Regions from separate parts of the Homo sapiens genome. Here region 1 is linked to region 2. Evidence: chromatin loops called from intact Hi-C (ENCODE). Cell type or tissue: A673. All regions are shown on one strand. Each heading gives the region's core, and the rest is flanking DNA. Links, peaks and the distances in the headings are about the cores only.

Region 1 (5,392 bases), core at 200-5,199, 150 kb after region 2:
AAATTCTTTCTCCATCCGTCACTCCCTGGTGCACTTTCTTCTCTGGCCCTCAGTGTTGGGAACTTTATCAGGAGGTTGCCTCCTGCACCTCGGGGTCCCTTGTGCTTCTCCCTCCTGTCTCTCTCGTAAGCCCATCCTCAGTCCTAGACTGTCTCGCCAGCTCCCCGTTCAATACTTCAAAGAGCAGCTGTCCAGGGTTGCAGCTGATTTTGCCTGACACTCTCCCAAAAGAGATTTGAGGGATTTCCTGATTCACTGGATGGCCAATGTCACCCTGAAGTATGAGGTTTTTCACAAATTAAACTGGAAAACATATCTGAAAATCTCATGCCCTGCCAGAACTGATTAAAAGTGAGAAAGGCAGAGAATAAAGTAACACAGAAGTGATCCTTGTCATTTTTGCCAGATTACATTTCCCCCATGTAGCAACGAGGTGTCTATCACTCCGGGATCATCCACTTCGAGGGCAGGCTGAGTGAAGGTCATTTTGGTTTTTATTGATTCTATGGCTCTGGCATTACTCATAAGGATTTACGGTATTTAACCCACCAGGAGAAGCCCTGAACTATAAATGACTCTCCTTTTGCCAGGAGAGCCTGCTGCATCATAAGTGACACCGGCTACATGGATTCCTTCACAGCCATCTCTAATGAAGCCCGCAGCCTTTGCCTCCGCACAAAAGCACACGGCCTCTCATTTCATGGGGCTGATCCCTCCTTTGGCTCTGAATCAGCACGAGGTTGTTTAGCTTACTAAGTAGGGTAATCCAGATACAGGGACAGAAAAAGAACTGAGTGCATAAGACTCATGCTGTTCCTTTCACGTCAGCATCCTCCAGGACCAAAACTGGGAATAAGAAAATGAAAGTCGAAGAGCATGAAATAGGGAAAATAGAAAATTAAGGCTAGGATTATTAAGGCTTATGAAGTGGTCTCGCATGTGTTACAAGGGGCTCAGGACACAACAGAGGCACAGGAAATATATTTGTTGAAGAATAAGGGAATGAATCAACTTTGAGAGCTTGTTTAAAACTTGTTATTGTTGTTAACTTTTTTTTTGAGGCAGGATCTTGCTCTGTGGCCCAGCCTGGAGTTCAGTGGTGCAATCACAGCTCACTGCAGCCTCAACTTCCCCAGGCTCAGGTGATCCTCCCACCTCAGCCTCCTGAGTACCTGGGACTACAGACGTGTGTCATCAGGCCCAGCTAATTTTTGTATTTTTTGTAGAGACCAGGTCTCACTATGTTGCCCAGGCTGGTGTCGAACTCCTGGGCTCAAGTGAGCCTCCCGCCTCAGCCTCCCAAAGTTTTGGGATTACAGGTGTGAGTCACTGTGCCTGGCCCATCATTATTATTTTAACTAAAAACTTTTCCTCCTCAGAAAAGAATTAAGGATGTTTTAAACACAGGGCTAATGTTTATTGACGGTGTTCTCACAACCAATAATTTGTGAACCCAGGACTAAAATGGGCTCAGAGGCAAAAAGAAAAAAATCAACAATATTGATCTTATCTTTATGGAAAATTTTGATATTTTATTTATCACATAAGCAAATGCCTCCCATGCCTCCTAGGCCCTGCCCTGTGTGAACCTTTAGAAATGTAAAGAATGTTTTGTTAAGGGGAGAATGTGAACATTCAGGTTTGAATTAACAATGAATTAGGAAGGAAAAGCCCCTTGGAACCAAGGAAGGAGTCTTCCACATGAGCTTGAAATGAAACAACAATCTCCACGAAGCAGTCTTAGTCTCACAGGAGGGATGATTTTCAATTCACAGACTTTTCTTTCCCCAGAATCTGGAAATTTGAGTTTGCCGCACTCATAAATGCTTTTTTGCACATATGTGCATGCAAAAGCATCCTGAAGCTTCATGACTGATAATTTTACTCTTCGTGACTGGTCATTGCCCCGAAATGAGTCAAGGACATGTCTGCAGAGAATATCAGAGCAACAGACCGAATCCCTTCCCAGGAGTATCTCCAGCCCCCGCTAACACCGAGCATTTATTGTTTGCACACTATTTTTAGTATTTGGACACTGACACTATCTGCAACTATTTAACCCTTTCTTTGTCGATATGCTTTGTCACTAATAGGCAACTCTGTCTCTATAAGGATAAAAATTACACTTGAAAAGATTCTACTAGTGGAAGCCCATGGTACTTATTCAATATATTCTGGATTAATCCATGAATTAACTGTAAATTCCTCTGCTTTGGCTTTTCTCTTTGTTGAATTAAAGTTGTTCCTGTTTTATCCTAAGCTCTCAGAACATTCCAAGAAATTTCCTTTTTTGGAAAAATATGGGCTCCTAGCAGTCAAGTGGGACTGGGATATGAAAATAAAATATTCTTAAATTACCACTACTATTATTACATTTATAAAACAAGTCTATTAACTGGTCTATATTTATAGAATCTCAAACGTTTGAAGCAGATAATAAAATTCACCCTGTTTCTCAATTTAAAATCTGCTAGCAAAAAGCACTTAGTCGAATTATTTCAAATTTGTCAGACTATAATGTCTCAGAAGACACCTGCAGGTCAATATTTTTCTGTCTTTCTTAACCTGACACCAAGTTTTATATATATATCTTGCCCTGTAATAGTATCTAATACAGGGCTGTGCTCCCTACTTTAAGAAAACTGAGATCCAAAAATCTGATTTTGGGGGGGAAAAGAAAAAGTCATACTTACTTTGCAAAAGAATTTAAATAGCAAGCTCCCTCTGAGTACTTAAAATATGATTCAATTTACCAAATCGTTACTAGTGCATGGCAGAGAATGTCCTGTTCATCTACTTTTATTTAGGGCTCCTCAGATCTAAGAACATGAACATGAAAGAACATGCCCATTGCAGAGTTACGATCCTTCTCTAAAAGGGGCATAGTGCCATCTACATGCTTAATGAAAAACACGTGGGTCTAAGTTTGCTAGAGGCTCAGGCAGACCCAGCTCTGGGAATCAAGAGGTACAGTGTAGGAAAGCTGTTCAGCTCTCTTGAGAACATCCACCTGTCAGGGCTGGCTCCTGGACATATGCGACAGGTTGTTGTTATTGTTGGTATCATTATTATTTTTGCTAAAGAGCACTGTAGCTTCCTAGGATTGCTACAACAAAGTACCACAAACGGAGTGGCTTAATACAAGAGAAATGTATTGTCTCAGTTCTGAAGCCTAGACGTCTGAAATTAAGGTAGCAGCAGAAGCATGCGCCCCCTGAAGGATCTAGGGGAGAGTCTATTTCAGGCCTTCTCTAAGCTTCTAGTGAAACTTCTAGAACTAGAAGCTTCTCTAAGCTTCTAGTGGATTTCCCAACAACCCTGGAAAATCCTTGGCTTGCAGCTGTAGCACTTGAGCCTCTGCCTTCCTCATCACATGGCATTTCCCTGCATGTCTGTGTCTGTGGTCTTGTCTTATAAGGACACCAGTCATATTGGGTTAAGATCCCACTTTATTCTGGTATGAGCCCATCTTAACTAATTACCTCTGCAAAGACGTTATTTCTCACCTTCCATACTGAGGTTCCTGGGATTAAGACTTCCAGGTAATGTTTTAGGAAACATAATTCAACCCATAACAGGCATTTATGAATTTGCAGACTGTTGAGGATGGGGGGAGTGTGAGTTCTTAATCTCATTACATGTTGAATGCTGCGCTATGTAAGATTCCTCTGATAGGAACCAGCATCTTGCTTCATGATGTTCCACTCATGTGGATGGATGTTCTGAAGTTTCACTTCTAACAAGAATCACTGGCCGGGCACGGTGGCTCACGCCTCTAATCCCACCACATTGGGAGGCCCAGGTGGGTGAATCACAAGGTCAGGAGTTTGAGACCAGCCTGGCCAACATGATAAAACCCGTCTCTACTAAAAATACAAAAAAAATAGCTGGGCGTAGTGGCGGGCACCTGTAATCCCAGGTATGCGGAAGGCTGAGGCAGGGAATTGCTTGAACCTGGGAGGCGGAGGTTGCAGTGAGCCGAGATCATGCTACTGCACTCCGGCCCGGGCAACAGAGCAAGACTCCTCTCAAAAAAAAAAAAAAAAAAATTCACTGCAATACCTATGTCACCCTTTGGCGTGGGAGGTAGGACACCATGGAGACAGGGGGAGGTCTTGATGGGAGAGTGAAGGAGGGATGAGACTAAGCATGAAAACAAAAATGAAGAGAGCTTACCTGGCAAGTAAGAAGTAAAGAGAGTGACACTTCCAGAGATGACTGTAAGCTTTGTCTCTCACTGCTCAACATCCTACACTTTCATCTAGTTCATTATTTTCCACAGCAGCCTTTCCACCCATAGCATAATACTAACAGGGGTGAACAGAAAGAAGCATCATGAGTATAATTTTCCTTTTTTCTTCTTCAATACCTAGTTTGTTTACATGTCATTTTGTTCGTTGGAGGTGAGCTCAAGGAACTGGGGGTGATGTTATATTTGAGCATTTCAGATGCACGATTCGAGAGTTCCTGAACACTGCTATCTGAACTGTAGTGTTGATCATGGTCTCTTGTTCTTCCCATATCCAGGATGGTTCTTCTGAACCACCCAGATCATGTTCTTCTCATACCCAAAATGGTCTTTTGGGAGTCCTGCTGATTTTTGATTGGAAATAAATTAAGTGACAAAGTCCAAAACCTCTGCAACTTCTTGTAGGAAAGATGATCAAAATGAAACAACTGTCCTGAAAGCTCCCCTAGTTTTCAAATATAACTTTTCAGGACTATGTGCTTTGATGGAGTATGATATACTTGACAGACAGATTTTTGGTCAGCATAATTTCCTTTCAGAAGTTACCCAGCCAAATATCATGACTAATAATTTCATACTAAAACAGAAATTGAATTTTTCTTTGAGATGAAAATGAATCCACTAGTATTTTTTAAATCACCTATAGACAGAAATTGATTTGACATAATGTAATATGATTTTTTAAAATAATTTAGGAATATGAATGAGGCCATTGGAAGTAAGGTCTTTCCTTTTGTTTTCCTTACTCACTATGATTTATTCAAAAGTGATGAAAAGGTACCTTGTTATCAAACATAAATGTAGAGATTTGGATGAGGACTTCTTTTAAATAAAGCTACACAAAAAACTGCAGTGGAAATATACTCCACATTTAATCAAGCTACTTCCTTGCATAACAACCATGTTTGGGATAGTTTGGGTGAAACCTGAAGAGGCCCGTTAAATGGTTCAGTTGTTCACCAAAGCGGGTGGGTACCCGATGTGCGAGAGGCAGATGTTACGAAAAGCATGCGGACAGCATCTATCTCCCGTCACTGCCCAGGTTGATCAGGTTCTATGCAGCCGTTCATCTGATTCCAGTCATTGCCAAGTGCCATGAAGGACATTACTGCATCATAAAATATAGCCTGGAGTTAGACATCG
Region 2 (5,392 bases), core at 140-5,139:
CATGGCCATCCCTGTCTTTACTAAAAATACAAAAATTAGCCAGGCATGGTGGTGGGTGCCTGTAATCCCAGCTACTCAGGAGGCTGAGGCAGAATTGTTTGAACCCGGGAGGCGGAGGTTGCAGTGAACCAAGATCGTGCCATCGCACTCCAGCCAGAGAGCAAGACTCTGAAAAAAAAAAAAAGTATGCAGAAAAAATTTTACTTTTTCCTAGTGAAATGACATCCACATTATGATCATCTCATATGTGTTGCCTACTGAAAATACAGCAGCATTCTCCAGGCTGCTGAGGCATGTGATCTACTGCCTGGCACACCAAATGATCCATCACTTTAGTTGATGACAAAGAAAGACTAAGGAATTGCTCCAGATTGAGGGACACTGAGGACACATGGCAATGAAATGGAATACAGGATCCTAGTCTTCATCCTGGGCTAAAGAAAATGGTTGAAAGGATTTGACTGGGTCAGTTGACAAAGTTGGAATTCAGACAGTAGGTTACGTAAAAGTATTGTATCAATGTTCAATTTACTAAAGTTAATAACTGCAGTATGGGTGTGTAAGAGGTTATCCTTGTTCCTAGGAAATACACCCTGAAGTATTAAGGAGTAAAAGGCCACGATGTGTGTAACTAATTCTCAAATAGTGAGAATTATCTCAAAAGTTATATATGTTAACATATGAGTAGCATATATGAATACATTCTCATATATATACTCTCAAATATTATTCTTCAGTAGTATAAGTGATACATATTAGTATATAAGTGGTACATATTAGTATGTAAGTAGTAATGTGTATACTATCTCACATATATATATAAGAGAGAGAGTGACAGCAAGCAGCAGAAACAAATGAGGCAAAATGTTAACAATAGGTGATTTTGGATAAAGAGTATACAAATGTTTTTGTACCATTCTTATAAATTTCTATGAGTTTTGGATTATTTCCCAAAGAAGGAGACAAAAGAGCTTTCTTTAAGCTGCAACGATGAAGTAACAAGACTGGATTTTACATGTGGCACCTAAGAAGCTCTCTCATTATTTATACATATGTATGATATTGCACCTTCACTGACAGACTTGAACATTTCATAAGAAATGAGTTGATACTAGAAATGCTAGGTGAAGATTGCCCAAGTTAAGGCTGAATATAAATCTTCTTGGTATTCCATGAGATTCTGAGACATTTTATGGGAGTTTTGGCAGCATGGGCTGGCTAAGTGTAGCTCAGGGATTACTGGCTTTAAATGTCTTGAGCCAGTGTCAAGTTTGAGTTGAAGGCATTGGCAAGGTGTGGAATAAATGTGAATGGGGATAGAAGAGGATCTTTGGAGAGCTGAGTCGGTAAGTGTACACTGCACGGCATCAGGACAGTGAGCGATGTCCTTGGAAATGGCCTCTTTTTCCAGTATGTCATCATTTGTACAAAGCTTAGATTAAAGCAGGAAACAAGAAATATCTTAAGCTGGAAAAAAAAAAAAATAATAGTAGAGGCAAGTTTGAAGGAAGTAAAAAAAAAAATTGAGACTTATCTTTCCATTTATATAAATCCAATCCTCCCAGCCCCAGCCTTTCCTGTCTCTTCTATTAATGACTAGGGCAGAGGATCTTCCCATGGGGAGCTCCTTTTCTGAGTTAGAGATGTTCAATTTCATCTCCAAGGGGAACTGGTGAAGGTAACAAATAGAGTGGCTATGGAAAACATTAGAGAGCCAAACCCAGATAATAGCAAAATGATGCTCATATGAACTAAGTTTCCTGGTGTATAGAGAAGAAGCTTGTGTGCTGGATTCATATGAAAAATATCCTCTTATACTTGAAGAGAAGACCTCTCATTAGCACAAAAATGAAACCTATCCTCATATTTCACTCCTACCTTCATCTCTCACAATTCACAATTTTATGATTTTTATTAAAAAAAATAGTTTATAGGAAAATACCCACTTGGTCATCAAATAATTTATCTTCCATAGCATTTACTTACCTCAGCATGCTGCAATATTTTACATAGAGGTTGCTTAAATCCACTGCTGAAATGCAGGCAACTCTGGAAGAAAAAAAAATGTGTTAACAGATAAATGGCTCCCTACTTCATGCTAGTTAATCTTTGCAGCAAATAACAGAACAATCTATAAAGTATAGAAAGATTTTGAGTACTTGGAACTTTACTCTCTGAGCTGGCATTTTGCCACATTGGGGATAAAGCCTCAGGTCTTCCTAAAAGCACCATGGAATCCATAATAGCCCAGAGTGTGTGGCTCCTCATTTTTATATGTCATCAGAAAGATGGAATGCCAAGAGTATGTCTGGGGTCTGGGTTAGTACTAGCTCAAGGGAAAGGGTACCACGTAGTCAATCACTTCCCACATATGCCAGATCTCCCCTAAAGATTAGTCAACGTGCCAGTAAAATATGAGCCTGCATTTCCCATGCTATGAGGAGCTCAAGACAAGCAGACTAAATGTTTGTGATGTTGACATATGTTGGGGTGTTGTGATGTATGTACACTTGTATGCAGAGAAAGAGCCTGCCTTAGCCATTATGAGGTACTAACCAAAACTGCCTCATGGGAAAGGGCAACTGAGAGAATGTGAAGGGCTGGTCAACAGCACAGAGAACATTACTGCGCACCTCAGTTGTGCCCTCTGCTGGGGACTCAGTTTTTATATCAGGCAATGAAGTGGTGGGTGAGCCCCAATTTGGTGGTACAGGTCCCTGGTAGAGACATGTAGACACTAAAGTTCAGTGGGCATCAGTTTGCTGAAACCTGTGTTTATAGACACATGATGGTTTAATGTGAGGTGACCCAGGGAATTTGTTGAAACCAAAAATGAAGCCTTATTTTTGGGGATCAGAACAGTTAGACTAAGAGCTCTATGGGAAAACATTCTAAGAAATACACTTGAAACGGTGAGACTCCTCGTGTGTGTGTGTGTGTGTGTGTGTGTGTGTGTGTGTATTTCCACATATATCTATTTTATCCAACTTCAAAACTATTATGAATTCAGTCTTCTTTGCCACAATTAGAGAGGAAACTGTAATTTGAAAGGTTAGCAGATCTGCTACTGTTTCCTAATAGTTTGTATAGTTTCTAATGACCGGAATGCCACCCAGGAGGCCTTTATAGTGGAGCTATGTCACCATAGGAGCGGTCCAAAGTGAATGTTACTTAATCAGAGTCACCGAAGATGAAAAATGTAGTATTTCCTTTGCAAGCTGGTGAGGCTGTAATTTTCAAATGCCGCTAATGTAATGTGGAGTGGGAGGGGGCCGCCATTCCTGACCTCTGTGTTTTATCCTCTGCTTTGAATGGTTTCGGCAAAAATAAAAATTTCTAAGTGGCACTCATAATAACAGAACTTGAGGCAAAGGGATGCTCTTCGAGTGTGCTGTAGCATATGAAAACAGAACCTGGTGAGCATGCGGCATGCCAGAATACGAAAACAGAACGTGGTGAGCGTGCGACATGCCAGAAGGGTTCGCAGTGTCGCTTGGGGTATAGGAGAAATGCCCGTGTGCAAAATTGCTGTTACCCAGTGGGCTAGCCCGACTACAAAGAAAATCACTGAGATAAAGACATTGAAATGCATATGATCATTGTCGTCATGCAGTGAAAGTTCTTTAAATCTAGACCCCTTATCTCTTTCATGGTTTTCAGCAGCTGACTTTGGCTTTTGTCCACAGTTGAACAGGTCCTCCCTGCTTTTAATAGTGAGGTTGAGCTTTTGGCGGAATTCTAGATGTGGGCTTTCACATTAATTCTGTGTTCTGTAGTTTATCTGCTATGTTTTATGCTGGGGGTAAGTCTGTAATAGCTGCAGTCATTGTGAAGCTTATGATATAGTGGGAAAAACAGATATTGAAGATGAAATGACAAGTATGATTACTTTGATGTATGGGAAATTTAGGGTAAACAGGCATATATAAGGACAGGTTGCTAATCTCATTTGGGGAGTGTTATATATCATTGCAGATACAGTTATATAGATTTAAATATACTTGTAGCATATGTACAGTATATGTATACTCATACATGTACATATTTATTTATTAAAGTTGCCTGATTTAGCCAATAAAAGTATAGGATATATAGTTAAATTTGAATTTCAGATAAACTAGAAGTTTTTGGGGATAGGTATGTGCCATACAATATCTGGACATAATTACAATGTGGAGAGTGGTGTTTATCTGAAATTCAAATTTAACAGAGTGTCCTGCATTTTTTTCTGGCAACTCCAATGTATGCATATGTGTGTATGTCTGTGTGTTTTTGCATATGTGTCTGTATGTGTGTGTTAATGGCATTCACAGCAATCTAGATGGGATTGTAGACTATTATTCTAAGTGAAGTAACTCAGGAATGGAAAACCAAACATTGTATGTTCTCACTCATAAGTGGGGGCTAAGCTATGAGGATGCAAAGGCATAAGAATGATACAGTGGACTTTGGAGACTCGGAGGGAAAGGGTGGGAAGGTGGCGAGGGATAAAAAACAACAAATTGTATTTATTGTATACTGCTGGGGTGATGTGTGCATCAAAATCTCACAAATCACCACTAAAGAACTTAGTCATGTAACCAAATATGACCTGTTCCCCAAAAACTTATGAAAATAAAAATTTTAAAGATGAAAAAAAGAATACTTTAACTGAACCATTGAGGACCAGAGATGCTTGTAGTTCTGAAACTCTATACAGAAGCATGTGTTGTGTATCTGTGTATGTGTGTGTGTGTTTGTGTGTGTGTATCTGTAGATGAGTATATTTATATGAGTATGTATTTATGTGTGTATATGTACCCTTCCCACACACACACACATAACCAAGGGCAAATCTAAGAGGAGTATGAGAAGTATTATAGAAAGAAGTATCTAGAAACAAGGCCTTTGGAACTGAGCACTGAAGTTTTATTCTTTTCAAAATAAGAAGCCTGTTTTCCTACCTTCTTTGTGACTGCTCTTCTATTTAAGTCTCTTTTGAACAGAGAGTGGTAAGTACTGGTGTCCCCATGTCCAGTTACAAGCACCTGATCTGCAGATGTCAAAGAAGTTAAAGCCTCCCTGGTCTCTCTCCTTTGCTTCCTTCCCTGTTCTTCCAGCAGTTTCTTCCTAGTTAGGGCTTGTATAAGACCTTTCCCCTTAACCAACCCCAGTAAGAAGCCATTGTGGGCATGGAAATTGGTTTGAAATTCCAAGGACATCACTTGGATTATAAGAATACTTCAGTGCAACCATTGAGGACCAGAGATGCTTGCAGTCCTGAAACTCCATACAAAAGCATGTATTATGGTTTTAAATAATAAAATCGATTGTTTCAAATCATGTGCCATATCTAAACAGTTGATTTTCCTTACATAGGAGTCAGCTTGTACATGCATGTTCACATTATTAT

Evidence for each region. Hi-C counts contacts between places; a loop is a spot of excess contacts. Peaks named below come from ENCODE experiments on the same cell type or tissue, not always from the same donor. Only the 100,000 strongest peaks of a DNase experiment are listed, where the experiment ranks them.
Region 1: it touches region 2 in a loop (4-fold over the local background); 8 of 110 quality-filtered maps call a loop at or near these places.

What each region holds. Positions count from the first base shown.
Region 1 is chr13:94,342,690-94,348,081 of GRCh38, forward strand. The region is part of intron 6 of GPC6 (glypican 6); the gene reads left to right. Among named protein-coding and RNA genes, the nearest start is that of DCT, 130 kb to the right of the region's middle. RefSeq lists an enhancer at 1,327-1,925. In A673, for the core only: a CTCF peak has its summit at 3,203; DNase peaks (open chromatin) are centred at 2,892 and 3,202; H3K27ac peaks cover 1,839 bases.
Region 2 is chr13:94,190,139-94,195,530 of GRCh38, forward strand. The region is part of intron 4 of GPC6 (glypican 6); the gene reads left to right. Among named protein-coding and RNA genes, the nearest start is that of GPC6-AS1, 4.8 kb to the left of the region's middle. In A673, for the core only: a CTCF peak has its summit at 2,650 (motif pointing left); DNase peaks (open chromatin) are centred at 2,633 and 3,123; H3K27ac peaks cover 1,947 bases.